3 separate regions of the Homo sapiens genome follow, and regions 1 and 3 are each linked to region 2. A link is a contact called in ENCODE Hi-C or POLR2A ChIA-PET data. All regions are on one chromosome and are shown on one strand. The core of a region is the stretch at or near the end of the contact, and the rest is flanking DNA. Distances in the headings are between cores, read along the strand shown. Region 1 holds the start of MARK2 (microtubule affinity regulating kinase 2). Region 2 holds the start of SNHG1 (small nucleolar RNA host gene 1). Region 3 holds the start of PLAAT4 (phospholipase A and acyltransferase 4).

Region 1 (3,828 bases), core at 556-3,055, 980 kb before region 2:
GTGAGATGACACAGAAAGGCTAAGACTTGGGTGAAAAACATAGCAGTGACTGCCAGGATGAGGGGGACCGTGTAGAGTCGTGAGGCTGAGGTGTAGCTCAAGAAACTAGCATGCAAAACACCTGGACTTCCTGGGCATTACAGAGACTTAGCCAATAGGAACAGAATGGATCCAAGCACGGTGTGGGGATACACAGGACATGAAGAAGGCAGGAGACTAATGCGGAGATGAAAGGCAACGCTGATTAAAAGGCACAGTAAGGAAGATGGGGTGAGGGTGGAGAAACAGGAAGGCAACAAGCAAGAAAGAAAATACTCTAAGTGCCAGGCACGGGAGTGAAGACACAGAAAGTCATCATGGTTTGTGTTCCAGCGTACGAAGACAGAAAGGCAAAAACTGTGATGCAGCGAGGTCTGGGAAAGGACTGAGCAACAGGTTGTGTTAATACGGTGGGGCCAAGTGTCTTTGGGTTGGGAGAAAGAGCCCAGTAGAAGGCTGGTAGAACACTCACAGAGAGAAACAAGAGGCCCAGGGACCTAAAAGCCAAACCCGAGGGGAAGAGAACAAGAGGGATCCAAAGACTCTGAAGGGAGTGATGATTGGAACCCCAAACGCAACCTGTGGGAAAACTATGCGCATGACAGCTGTGGGGAAACACGGAAGCGACAAATGCCAGCGCCAGGATCCAGGGAGCTCCTGGAGCAAAGAAGGGAAAGTGATGAGCAAAGAGTAGGCGAAGGATTTGGAAAGGTGATGAGGGTGGAGCTGGTGGGTTGCAAGCAAGAGGGAGAGCACAATTTGGAAAACGAAGAAGCAGGGTAGAAAAAGCTGGGGGAACTGCAAGGGGCCAGGGATCGAGAGCGCAGTCCAGGGCAAGGACCCTGAGGGTGATAACCCAGAGACTGGCAGAACCGGTGCGGGCGGAGGGGAAGCGAGGCAGGAGAGACGAAGGGAGAGGTGGACAACGATCTGTGGCAAATCGCGGGGTGCTGCTATTCGAGGAGCGGGAGGGTGGCTGCTTTAAGCGTGGGTGGAGGAAGACCAGAAAGGCCCCTGAGAGAAAAAGGGAAGAGAAAGGGAAGCTGGGGAGGTGACACGGAAGAGCGCAGGAGGGCGGTGAGGGGAGACGGGGGTTGGCAGAAAGACAAGTGTGCAGCTTGGAGTCAGGACGAGGTGGGTCCCAGGTCAGGACTCGGAAGCGGGATGTGCGGAGCCGGAGCCAGGAGCCGGATGACAGGGCAGCCGAGGCTTGCAGGATGGCAGCAGGGGCACGAGGAGAGCAGAAGAGGGAGGAGGCTCCGCAAGGTGCAAAGGGCCCAGCCAGAGAATTCGGGGAGCCCTCGGGGCTCCTTACCTGCTCCGTGTCCCTCTCGTTCAGCGTGGGTAGGGGGGTCCGAGCGCTGGACATGGCGCCGGTATCTCGGGGGAGGGAACCGAGAAGCTTGGAGGAAGGGAGGGAAGGGAAGGCGCGGAGCCCGGCCGGGCGGGGCTTCTCACAGCAGGAGCACCCGCCGCATGGGCCCCGGCCGGGGGTGCGGGGAGGCCGGGCAGCCGCTCACGCCAGCCCGGGGATGCGCCGCTCGGGCTAGGCCGCGCCGGCTCCGAGCGGCTCCGGACCGCACCCCCCCGACCCCCGGCTGGGCTGTGCCGCCTTTCGGCCGGGCCGCGCCGCTCCGCCTACTCTCTGCCGCCGCAGCCGGCCGCCTGCCTCGCTCCTCCCCTGCCCTCAGCGGCACTGCTCCGCGCCCGGCACACAGGCAGCCGCCGCCGGACCTGCTGCTCCCAACATGGCCGCCACCACCGCCGGCCCTCGGCTCTTTTCGCCGGCAGCAGCCGGAAACATCCGAAGCGGCTAGAAACGGGAGGTGGGGCGCGCCTTCTCCTCCCGGCCACAGACTACGGGTGAATTCCGGAAACAGCCGAAGAAGGTAAACCCCGGGGACGCGCTCTCCTCCTCGATTCCGAAGACGAAGCTTCGGCTCTGTTTACGGAAATCCACGAAGCGACCCCGGGTGCCTACCCCCCGCCCCCGTCCACGGCCATCCAGCCACGCCCACCGGCCTTTCCCCGCCCACTTCAAGGGGGCTTTCGGCAGTTTCCGGAAATACCCGAAGCTGCTCCGCGTGCTGAGCCGGCCACGCCCCCTCCCACAGCCCTGCCGAGGGCGGTCGTCGGCCATTTCCGGCAACACCCGAGGCCCTCCGAGCACCCGGTCGTTTCCCCGGGTGGCTCTCGGAGTCTGATTCGCTTCGTGTCTTTCCGTCAGTTTTCGGGCATTTTCAAACCTTGAACAGGAAGCGTGGGTCACCTGTCTGTGCTTGTGATTTGACTAAATACAAAACAAGATTGTTAGCCGTCCCTGTGATTGGCATCCTCTGGTTCTATAGCAGCTTCCTGTCTGCATTTCTGTCCATCTGTCGGTCAGCTCATAAAATTCATCTTCTTTTTATCATCTAGCCTATCAATATACCTGTCAAATGCAGCATCAGTCTATTGCCTGTCTGCCACCGTCTATCTTGGCTTCTGTGGATTCATCCGTGCATTCCCGCATCTAGTCCGCAGGGCTCGGCAAGGCCCCAGGCAGGCCCAGGGCAGCGTCCTCTGCACCGGATGCGGGAGCGTCCAGGGCCCTGCATTTCAGCCCCAGCTCTGCCAAGTGCCAATGCTGCGTGATCTTGGAAAAATCACATAACATCACTGAGTTTAGGCTCCTCTTTCCTTTGCCTTTGCTCCTGCGTTGACATTCAAAATGACATTTCTGAATTCCAGTTACCTTTTAAAATGCCTCTGCAAGATAAGGCATTTAAAGTTTCTTTTCTTTCCTCCTCTGGGCCTCATTTTCCCCATCAGTAAAGTGAAGCCATTGGATTCATGAACTCGGAGGTCCTTCTCAGCTTTGGAGAGCCCTTGACTAACAGGAAGTCTGTATGGCAACTGCAGTCCATTCCTCACTTCCCCTTACACTGCGTTACCAAGGACAGGGAGTATCCTGGGCTGATTTCCCCAGCGCCAAGCTGTCCTCACCCATAGTACCTGGAACACGTTGGAACCACACCCTCCCATCAGTGGCTTAAGGTGGGCAGGAGGCAGAGGCCCCGCAGGAGTCAGAAACCAGACTCAGGCAACAGGTTCCCAAAGGTACAGGAGCAGAGAGGCTCCAGGAGTTATTGGGAAAACTGCTGATTGGACCCCTGCTACTTGACCTCCAACTCCCAGCTACAGCATCTTGAGCCAGCCTTCATCCCATCAATCAGAGAAATAGGCATCTGAGCAGATGTAATTACCAGGGTATGAAAGTACTTCCTAAGGCAACAGGTATCACTACACTCTTAGTAAATCCTGGGACTTCAGCACTGCTCCCCATGCCCCATACCAGCTCTATTCAGGCACCCAACCGTTGAGGAAGAAGGTGAAGGCACACCCATGAAGGTGAGGGAAAGAGAGAAGAGGAGGACAGAGAACACCTCACTCCCCAACCCAAATTCGATCCTTGAGAATCATCTGCCCTCTGGTGGCCAAAGGGAGACACGTTGCTGATTCCTGTGCCTGGTATCACCTCTAATGCCAGGGTCTGGAAAGCAGGGAAAAGAGAGAGGAAGCAGTTGGTGGTTGGTGTTCCAGCAGTCTCTCCCTGGTCCACACTCTCGTCTAAATAGACTCCATCTTCTCCAAGCTTCTCACTCTAGCTCTAACCCCTGCCTCACCCCTGCCCTTTGACCTTCATCCCCAACCCCTACCCTACCTATCCTTTCTCTTCCTTGCTAGCTTTGCACAAGGCTGCTGAGCTTGTCTCCCCGCCTAGACTCCCTCCAACCTACTGCACCAGAC
Region 2 (4,255 bases), core at 931-3,430:
CCGGTTTTTTTTTCTTTTCTATGTATAATTCAAATGATTTAGCTTTGCATTCAAGGTCCTGCTTATCTGGCTTTCCCCAGGAAATACTTTCCAGTTTTATATTCTAATACTCCCCTTTTGCCCATCTTTCATGAATTGTAGCTACACACTTCCTTCTTTTTCTAGCACCAAGCTTGTGCTCCAGTTGTTCCTTTAACTGGAATTCCCCTCCCAAGTCTTTCTACCCTTTCAGGCCCAGACACTCTATAAAGCATTTCCCGACTGCCATTCCCACACACAACCTCCCCAGCCTTGTCTGTCTACTCTGGGCCATCTTGATTTTCCAGTTTATCTGTCCCACATTTTTTTTTTTTTTTTTTTTTTTTTTTTGAGACAGGGTCAATCTCAGTCATCCAGGCTGGAGTGCAGTGCAGTGGCTTGATCACAGCTCATTTGCAGTCTCAACCTCCTGGGCTCAAGCAATCCTCCCACCTTAGCCTCCCAAGCAGCTGGGGCTACAGGCATGCACCACCGCTCCTGGCTAATTTTTTCTATTTTTTTTGTAGAGATCGGTATGGGTTTCTCACTATGTTGCTTAGACTGGTCTTGAACTCTTGGGCTCAAGAGATCCTCCCGCCTTGGCCTCCCAAAATGCTGAGCCAGGCCGGGTGTGGTGGCCCACCCCTGTAATCCCAGCAGTTTGGGAGGCTGAGGCAGGAGGTCACCTGAGGTCAGTAGTTCGAGAGCAGCCTGGCCAACATGATGAAACCCCGTCTCTCCGAAAAACACAAAAATTAGTGTGGCATGATGATGGCGGGAGCCTGTAATCCCAGCTACTCAGGAGGCTGAGGAAGGAGAATCGCTTGAACCTGGGAAGCGGAGGTTGCAGTGAACAGACATCCCGCCACTGCACTCCAGCCTGGGCGACAGAGCAAGCCTCCGTCTTGAAAGAAAAAAATGTTTGGCCGGGCGCGGTGGCTCACGCCTGTAATCCCAGCACTTTGGGAGGCCGAGGCAGGCGGATCACCCGAGGTCAGGAGTTCAAGACCGGCCTGACCAACATGGAGAAACCCTGTCTCTACTAAAAATACAAAATTAGCCGGTCACAGTGGCGCATGCCTGTAATCCCAGCTACTCAGGAGGCTGAGGCAGGAGAATTGCTTGAACCCGGGAGGTGGAATGCAGTGAGCTGAGATCGGGCCATTGCATTCCAGCCTGGGCAACAAGAGCGAAACTCCGTCTCAAAAAAAAAAAAAAAGAAAGAAAAAAATGTTTATAAAGTGTGCTTGTACACGTAGATGTTTACCACAAACGACTGAACTAATGTTGTCCGGTCTCAGTAAAACAGTCTATAGCTGACTGCAACCATATTGATCAGGCAGGAGTTGCAGCAGGCAGCACCGCCGGAGCTCTTTAGGGTTCCCCATCAATAAAATGGGGGTTGTCATCCTACCTAGCTCTTGGGATTTTGGTGGATTAATCGATTCATATAGTGTGCTTAAAACGGTGCTCCATAAATGTTAGCTAATGTTGGCCCGTAGTAGTCCAAGATCTAAAGAAAACGCACCAGAAGGCAGGACATAGGGAACCAGTTAGGAAAAAATCAGATCCTGTCTTCAGTGAAGCACTTACGTCCTGACATACTTTCCCGAAATGGCCCCACCAAAGGGGACCTCCTCCCGAGCTTAGCCCGGGATCCAGTACCTGAGTCGTCCCCCGCGCTGAGACCCTGGACACCAGCCTCCGAATGTGAGCCAGGCAACTGGCGCGGAATCGACACGACGGCGATCGAGGCTTCAGGAGGCTGTAGCTCCATGGAGGCGGATCCTGCACACAGGTTTGGGGTGTGTGGGCAAGGGGCAGCTCAGAACAGGGTTAGAGGGTAGGCAGTCGTGACCGTCAGTCCAGGATCGCCGTGAGGCAGTGATCTCACCGCTCCTGCCACATGCACTGGGTGAGAAAACCAAGCCGCAATGCGGTCGGTGAGCCAGCACGCTCCCGTAGGACGCATGCGCGCCTTTTTCGCGCCGCAAGTTCAGGTGGCGCTTTGTCTACGCCCTCCTTCCCTGGAACTCTCTACCCACAACTCCCCGGGGTCGCATGCGGTCAACGTATGCGCGTGCGCTCGCCGTAGCCCCGCCCCCAAATCCCGTGGGCCTCTGCGGCATGGTATTTAATCGTCTCCCCGGGGAGATTCGTTCTCATTTTTCTACTGCTCGTGGTAAGTGGCTTCGTGGTCTTTATAGCTGTTACTCTTTTGTACTTTGTCTTTTTCTTTTATTTTCTTTTGAGCGATTGTGCGAACATAGCATAGCACGCACTATGCCTTCTGTGTTGTAGCTGCCTGGCCAGGGCGACTGGCGGATAAGGTCTTGTGCGTGGCCTCGAGGCTTAAAAGTAGCAGTGGGGCTTTGTGAAGGACAAAATGGCGATGGCGGGCCGTGTAGGTCCCCCTTCCTATGATGAGGACCTTTTCACAGACCTGTACTGAGCTCCGTGAGGATAAATAACTCTGAGGAGATGGGCCCTGCAAGCCTCTTGCTTAGCCGTCTGTTCAGAAAATAGCGTTTTCGAAATGCCCTGAGTTGACCTAATGTCTTATTGGGCTCCTGTCTGCAGGATTTACGCGCACGTTGGAACCGAAGAGAGCTCTGTTGTTGCAGTAAGTTCTTACGGCCATTTCTTAATCTCTGCTCTTTCGTTGAGTGTGTGGAAGTTGCTACGGGGATGATTTTACGAACTGAACTCTCTCTTTCTGATGGATTAGTGGAGAAAACAGAAAATTCTGAGTAGCACTGTACTGTACGCAACAAATGTCAGGGCCCTATTGATTTGTCTGAGGTGTTAGTGAAGGGTGTTATTTTTTCAGATGTTCAGCCCACAAGAGCTTACTGGTGAAGGAATGGGACAAGACCCATCTTTATGCAAAGCCAGCGTTACAGTAATGTTCCAGGTAGGTGTACATGGTTTATGCTCTTACAGAGGAGACCTTGTAGATAACCACTCCATGATGAACACAAAATGACAAGCATATGGCTGAACTTTCAAGTGATGTCATCTTACTACTGAGAAGTGAGAGAGAGGTCTTAAGGGGTCTTTGAATGACTATTTTTAGGTACATAAAATGCTTTCCTCTGTTGTCTACAGCATCTCATAATCTATCCTGGGGAATTCAGCTGCCTCCCAGGGTGAATACAGGTAATTATCCAAATTGGTGTATGTCATCTTTGTAAATGTTCAAGAAAACAAGTGGCCGGCGGAACAATGTTTTTTGGCGCCTTCCATCTTGTTCCTCTTGAAATGATTTTCTGGGGAGGGAGATCGCAACCCGGTACTACAGTTCTTGTAAGGGTGTGCTGTTACCCTCATCCATATATCGATCACGTTACTGTCAGATGATTTGAATTGATAAGCTGATGTTCTGTGAGGTACAAAAGTTAATAGCATGTTAGAGTTCTGATGGCAGTTGTTGTTTATGAATAAGCTTCATTCCATCCTAATACCTTAAAATAACTAATTTGCTTTCCTTTCCAGGTATTCCTGATGACAGTCTGCCTCTATCTTACAGTAAGTTGTTTTTCGAATTCTATGGGCCTATTATCTAATAGATAACTTAGCCATTTTGATATTTGTTACCAAAGCCTGCTTAACCCATAAAGTTTTCTGGTTCCTCTTGTTCTCTGTAGTGATGTTTCTAGATAGATGCCCACTGATATATGCCCCTTTTTTCTCAGATAGATGCCCACTGATCTGCCCAGGGTCAGACGAATGCTTGTCAGTTGTAGCTTTCCAGGATTCTGCTCCAATGAGGAGGAAACATCCTGCCTTACCCCTGTTTTAGCCTGGGAACCAGTAATTGTGAACTCACCAGGGTTAACATGAAGAGGGCATGAGAGCTTATTCCATAAGGAATTGTCTGAGACATTTGGTTACCTTTTCTTAGTTTGTCCATTAGCAACCGTAACTAAAATAGTTTTGGCTGTTTGGGATAATTAGCTAATTGAATGATTTTTTGATTCAGGAGCAGCTTGTTGCTATATACCATTGAAAAGCCTTCAGAGCTGAGAGGTTAGTTGATATTTTTTGTTCCTTACAGCTTATGCCACCAAGTAGGCAGTTTCTATGATGAATCAAACTAGCTCACTATGACCGACAGTGAAAATACATGAACACCTGAGAAACTGGAGAACGCAGGGAGTGGGGGGTAACCATGTCTGAGGAATCTTTCACCCACAGCTTTGTTTTTCTCTAGGTACTACTAACCAATAACCTGCTT
Region 3 (4,240 bases), core at 1,198-3,697, 680 kb before region 2:
GTGCATGCTGAGGATGCAGATGTGTGTGCATGTGTGCATTGTACACATGCTCCTCAGTAGGCCGACTCAAGAGCCTGCATGAACCAGCACCTTCACTGAGGCCAGGAGCAAGGCTGGGAAGGTGAGTCTTGAGCTCTCCGCCCTCTGCAGACTGACCCTCAGTTCCTCATCACTCCTGCCCTGTGCCTCTCCATGGCCCCAAGAGCCACCTCCTCCTCAGACCTTGCCCCATCCAGCCTCAGGACACCTATCTCTTGGAGATGACACCCTGGGAGACAGGAGCTCACAGCATCCTGCTGGGACCTGAGTGGGGTCTTGTGGGGCCCCCCAGCTCCCAGCACTGAGGGGGCTCTGCACTCACAGAACAGGCCTCTGTGGGAACTTGTCCTACAATAACTGCACCATCTCCACAGCCCCAGGGGAAGGCATGATCATCCCATTGCACAGATGGGGAAACTGAGGATCAGAGAGGTGGCAGGGCTTTCCTGAGAACACTCAGCTGGAAGGAGGCCGAGCTGGTTCTTCCCTGCACACCCCTCACCCTGGTTCCTGTCTTGGCCACCTTCTTCCCCTTCCTCACCTCCTTCCCACTTCTCCATGTCCTGCCCCAGGGCATAGCAGCCTCATGACTGGAGGATTTTTCCATTTTCACCCTCTCTGTCCCTGTCCTCAGTGGGTGACAGCCTCCTCCTCCCTCATCCCAGGATGTCCCATCATAGACCTGGGGTCTGCTCTCCTTTGCCCTCTTCCTCATGCCAATATCCAGTCACTAAAACCAATCAATGTGGACTCCGGAAGCTTCTCCTTGTTGGTGTGCTTGTCAATATCCCATCCACTGACTTGGTTCAGGCAGCCCCATGCCTGCCTCTGTGACCCCCACAACCCCCTGACCAGCCCCTGCCTCCTGTCCCTGCCACTCCATATCCAACTCCTCAGAACCCATGGTGGCCTTCCCAAGGGCACATCTGGCCATGACCGTCCTCTGACCTCAGGGCCCAGGACACACCCTGTGGGCAGCTCCCAGGCCCTTCCTGACTGGCCCTTCCTCACCCTCCTCTCCCTCCCTGGGCTCTGCACCCACAGGCCCACTGAGTGACATCCCAGCCCCTCACTACTGCCCTGGCTCTGGTCTCTGCTGCTCTGCACATCTGGTTCTCCCTGCCTCCATCACTTCCCTGCAGCCACTCTTCCTCTTCCCCTCCCTCAAACCCCCTCACCTGAGAAGCTGCCCTGATGGCCCCAGCCTGGCTCAGCTGACCCGCCACCCCACTCCTAGGACCTGGGTCCCCGGGGGCCTCTGCTGCTCTCTGCAGGGGTCAAGTTGAGCTGCAATTCCCTGTGCCTCCCTGTGCCCCTCTGGGCTGTGAGCTCCAGGCAGGCAGGATCCTGTGTGCTCCTCCCTCCCTGCACCTCCAGGACCCAGTGAAGGGCCTGGCGTAGAATGGGGCAAGGAAATAGACAAGGAAGAGGGAGGAGAAAGGAGCAGGGCCAGGACTCCCTCCCAGCTCCTCCTCTGTATGTCAGGGCACCACAGGAGATGGTTTCCATGTGGGGAGAGAGAGGGGCTTTTAACTGCAATGCTGAATGTCTAAAACCACAGTCAAGGTACTGGCAACCTCAGCTGGTGGCCAGTGAGATATGAGCTTTGGCCTGGGCTCCCTGTTAAAAGCCCTGATTTGTTTTGGCAGCAGTAAAGCCCTTCCCCAGGATCAGGTGGTGCTGTTGGAGTGGGCTGCCCTCCAGAATTTGCAGGACTCCTTCCCGGAATGGTTTTGTTTCTAGTAATAGCCTGAGCCCCGCTGTTCCTTTTTAGTCACACACCACCGAGCTCAGCCTGCTCTCCCTAGAGCTTCTGCCAATCGGTACATCTGGGCTGATAGGAGGAGAAATTTCAGTTTTCAGAAAGCTGCTGAGATTAGAATGCACCTTAGAAGGCTGGATGATGCCACAGAGGAACGAGGAGAGAGAAAGCATCGTTTGGGGCCGAGAAGGGACTGAGCCCCAGTCACAGCAGAAGCAGACGATGTTGGGATTTGCTTGCTTCCCACAACCCAGAGTCCCCCACCTGCCCACACTCTGGCTTCTCCTCAGGCTGAGGTAGATTTGACACCCGGCACCCCACAGCTCTCTACTACATGGGAGTCCCGGGCTCCCCGCACTGTGCCAGTTACGCAGAGGAGGTGGACTCTGCCCAGAGGACTCCCTGTCCAGCTGGGCAGATGCACTTTTAAAAGACAAATACAGTTTTCCATGACAGCCTTCTAAAGACGAGCTCTGGAGCTGTGTGCCCAAGGCCAGGAGCCTGGACTGAGGCCTTTCCTAGGGGGAGCTGCCCAACTGCTGTAGAGTCAGTAATGCAAAGCCCTGGGAAACTTACCGAAGCCATCTCGAAGCCAAGAGGAGGTCTGGTGCTCCTCTTGTTTGTGGATCAGCTTTTATGCTGAAGGAGAGAATTTCACTTTCACTTTCCTTTTGACACTGTTTCAACCTCACTTAAATACTAAACACTGTTTAAAAGAGACAACTGTTTAAAAAGGAGCTATTTCTCTAGATGGAAGGACTAATCATTTCTTACACAAGCCATGGACTCATTGGTGCTTTAAAGCCACCTTGGGAGCAGCCAGAGTCGAAGGGGAGCCCTGAATTTCTGCCCTTGCTTGAGAAATAAAGGTCTTTTCTTTTTTTTTCTTTTTTGTTTGTTTGTTTGTTTGTTTGTTTGTTTTTTTGAGACAGAGTTTCGCTCTTGTCACCCAGACTGGAGTGCAATGGTGCGATCTCGGCTCATTGCAACCTCTGCCTCCCGGGTTCAAGTGATTCTCCTGCCTCAGCCTCCCAGGTAGCTGGGATTACAGGCACCTGCTGCCATGCCTGGCTCATTTTTCCATATTTAGTAGAGACGGGGTTTCACCATGTTGGCCAGGATGGTCTCGATCTCTTGACCTTGTGATCTGCCTCCCCGTCGGTCTCCCAAAATGCTGGGATTACAGGTGTGAGCCACCGCACCTGGCCAAAATAAAGGTCTCTTCTAAAAAGAACCCTGGGCAGCTCTTCCTACTCCAGGAAGGGGAGGCATTCGGAGGCAGGGAGATGTCAATCCCCAGTGCACCCCATAGGACATTGTCTTGTAAAGACACCCAGAAAATATTGGGCCAGAAGTCTTGGGAGAAGGCCAGAGGGGGTGTTTCATTCCATGGGGATGCCCTGGAGGTGAGGGGTACCTTAGACCATGTGGAGCCTGGGAGCTCATGGCCCCATTAAAATGCATTTGGGTGCAAGAAGCAGAACTAAACTCAAAAGGGCTTCAACAGCCTGGACACCCATTGTCTCGGTAACAGAAAGGCAGGAAGAGGGTGACTCAGGTTGGGTTTAGTGGCTCACCAAGGTCACCAAGGACTCAGCAGGCTGTCTCCATTGCACTGGTCCTGGGTCTGCACTGTTGCCCTGCAGGGACTCCCATGGCTGTAGCAGCCTTGAGTGGCCCATTTTTACCTGGCTATGCCCAAAAGATGGAGGGAAAGATAATTCTCATTTGTCTTTTTTTCAGGGAGTTAAGTCTTTCCCACAGTTCCCCAGATGACCTGTTCCCTTCTCCATTGGCCAGAACTGGGCCATATTTTCACACCCAACCAGAGGCCTAGACAGGTGGATCACTTGAGCCCACGAGTTCAAGACCAGCCTGGCCAACATGGCGAGACCCCGTCTCTGCTAAAAATACAGAAAAAAAAATTAGCCGGGCATGGTGGCATGTGCCTGTACTCTCAGCTACTTGGGAGGCGGAGATGGGAGGATCGCCTGAACCCAGAAGTCAGGCTGCAGTCAGCTGAGATTGCTCCACTGCAGTCTAGCCTGGGCAACTGGAGTGAAACCATGTCTCAAAGCAAAACAAAACAAAAAACCCCCATTTCTGTTGTTTAGGTTAGCATGCCTCTGGGTTTCACTCAAAACACTGTTGAACGATGTTGCTGTGTTTGGGCAGAGCTTCCAGGGACCGCTGTGGATATCATGAGGAAGCCTCAGAGCTTTCTCGGGCAGAGCTTCTACAGGTGTCTTGCCGTGGTCAGTTTCTTTGCTGTTTTTATGGCCCTCTGCAGGAGTGTCCATGGTCATTATCTCAGCCACCTTTTGGTTTCAGTTTCTCATCAGGTCTTGGGGGTGTCTGGCCACAGCAGATGTTATCTTATTACCTCAGTCCTTTATACCTATGTTTATCATTTTGAGGGTTCAGCAGTTTCACTGTGGG

The links. A loop is a pair of places that touch in the nucleus more often than their neighbours do. ChIA-PET counts read pairs that join two places held with the same protein, here RNA polymerase II (POLR2A). Pooled maps may share reads with other maps.
Region 1: a loop to region 2 is called in a pooled map, with 5 times the contacts of the local background. The contact joins the promoter of MARK2 here to the promoter of SNHG1 in region 2. A Hi-C loop is called at or near these places in 7 of 50 pooled maps. POLR2A ChIA-PET finds 5 or more read pairs at or near these places in 5 of 52 experiments (CD4-positive, alpha-beta T cell, CD4-positive, alpha-beta memory T cell, PC-9 and 2 more).
Region 3: a pooled map shows a loop between it and region 2 (6-fold over the local background). The contact joins the promoter of PLAAT4 here to the promoter of SNHG1 in region 2. A Hi-C loop is called at or near these places in 4 of 50 pooled maps. POLR2A ChIA-PET finds 5 or more read pairs at or near these places in 6 of 52 experiments (H1, WTC11, activated CD8-positive, alpha-beta T cell and 3 more).

Annotation. Positions count from the first base shown.
Region 1 is chr11:63,837,087-63,840,914 of GRCh38, reverse strand. It overlaps MARK2 (microtubule affinity regulating kinase 2), which reads right to left and starts at 1,805. Exons shown (of 19, transcript NM_001039469.3): 1 at 1,355-1,805. The coding sequence starts at 1,408. RefSeq lists a silencer at 1,471-1,710 and enhancers at 1,721-1,870, 2,131-3,119.
Region 2 is chr11:62,853,810-62,858,064 of GRCh38, reverse strand. It overlaps SNHG1 (small nucleolar RNA host gene 1), which reads left to right and starts at 2,180. Exons shown (of 9, transcript NR_152585.1): 1 at 2,180-2,641; 2 at 2,849-2,932; 3 at 3,514-3,546; 4 at 4,001-4,047; 5 at 4,232-4,255. SNORD28 (small nucleolar RNA, C/D box 28) reads left to right here and starts at 3,370; the gene lies at 3,370-3,444. It overlaps SNORD27 (small nucleolar RNA, C/D box 27), which reads left to right and starts at 2,982; the gene lies at 2,982-3,053. It overlaps SNORD26 (small nucleolar RNA, C/D box 26), which reads left to right and starts at 2,699; the gene lies at 2,699-2,773. It also overlaps SNORD25, SNORD29, LOC124900306 and a transcript of SLC3A2 not described here. RefSeq lists enhancers at 149-1,124, 1,125-2,098, 2,067-2,246, 2,357-2,436, 3,074-4,048 and 1 more and a silencer at 1,947-2,006.
Region 3 is chr11:63,535,015-63,539,254 of GRCh38, reverse strand. It overlaps PLAAT4 (phospholipase A and acyltransferase 4), which reads right to left and starts at 2,447. Exons shown (of 4, transcript NM_004585.5): 1 at 2,378-2,447. The coding sequence starts at 2,386. RefSeq lists enhancers at 2,499-2,548, 4,206-4,240.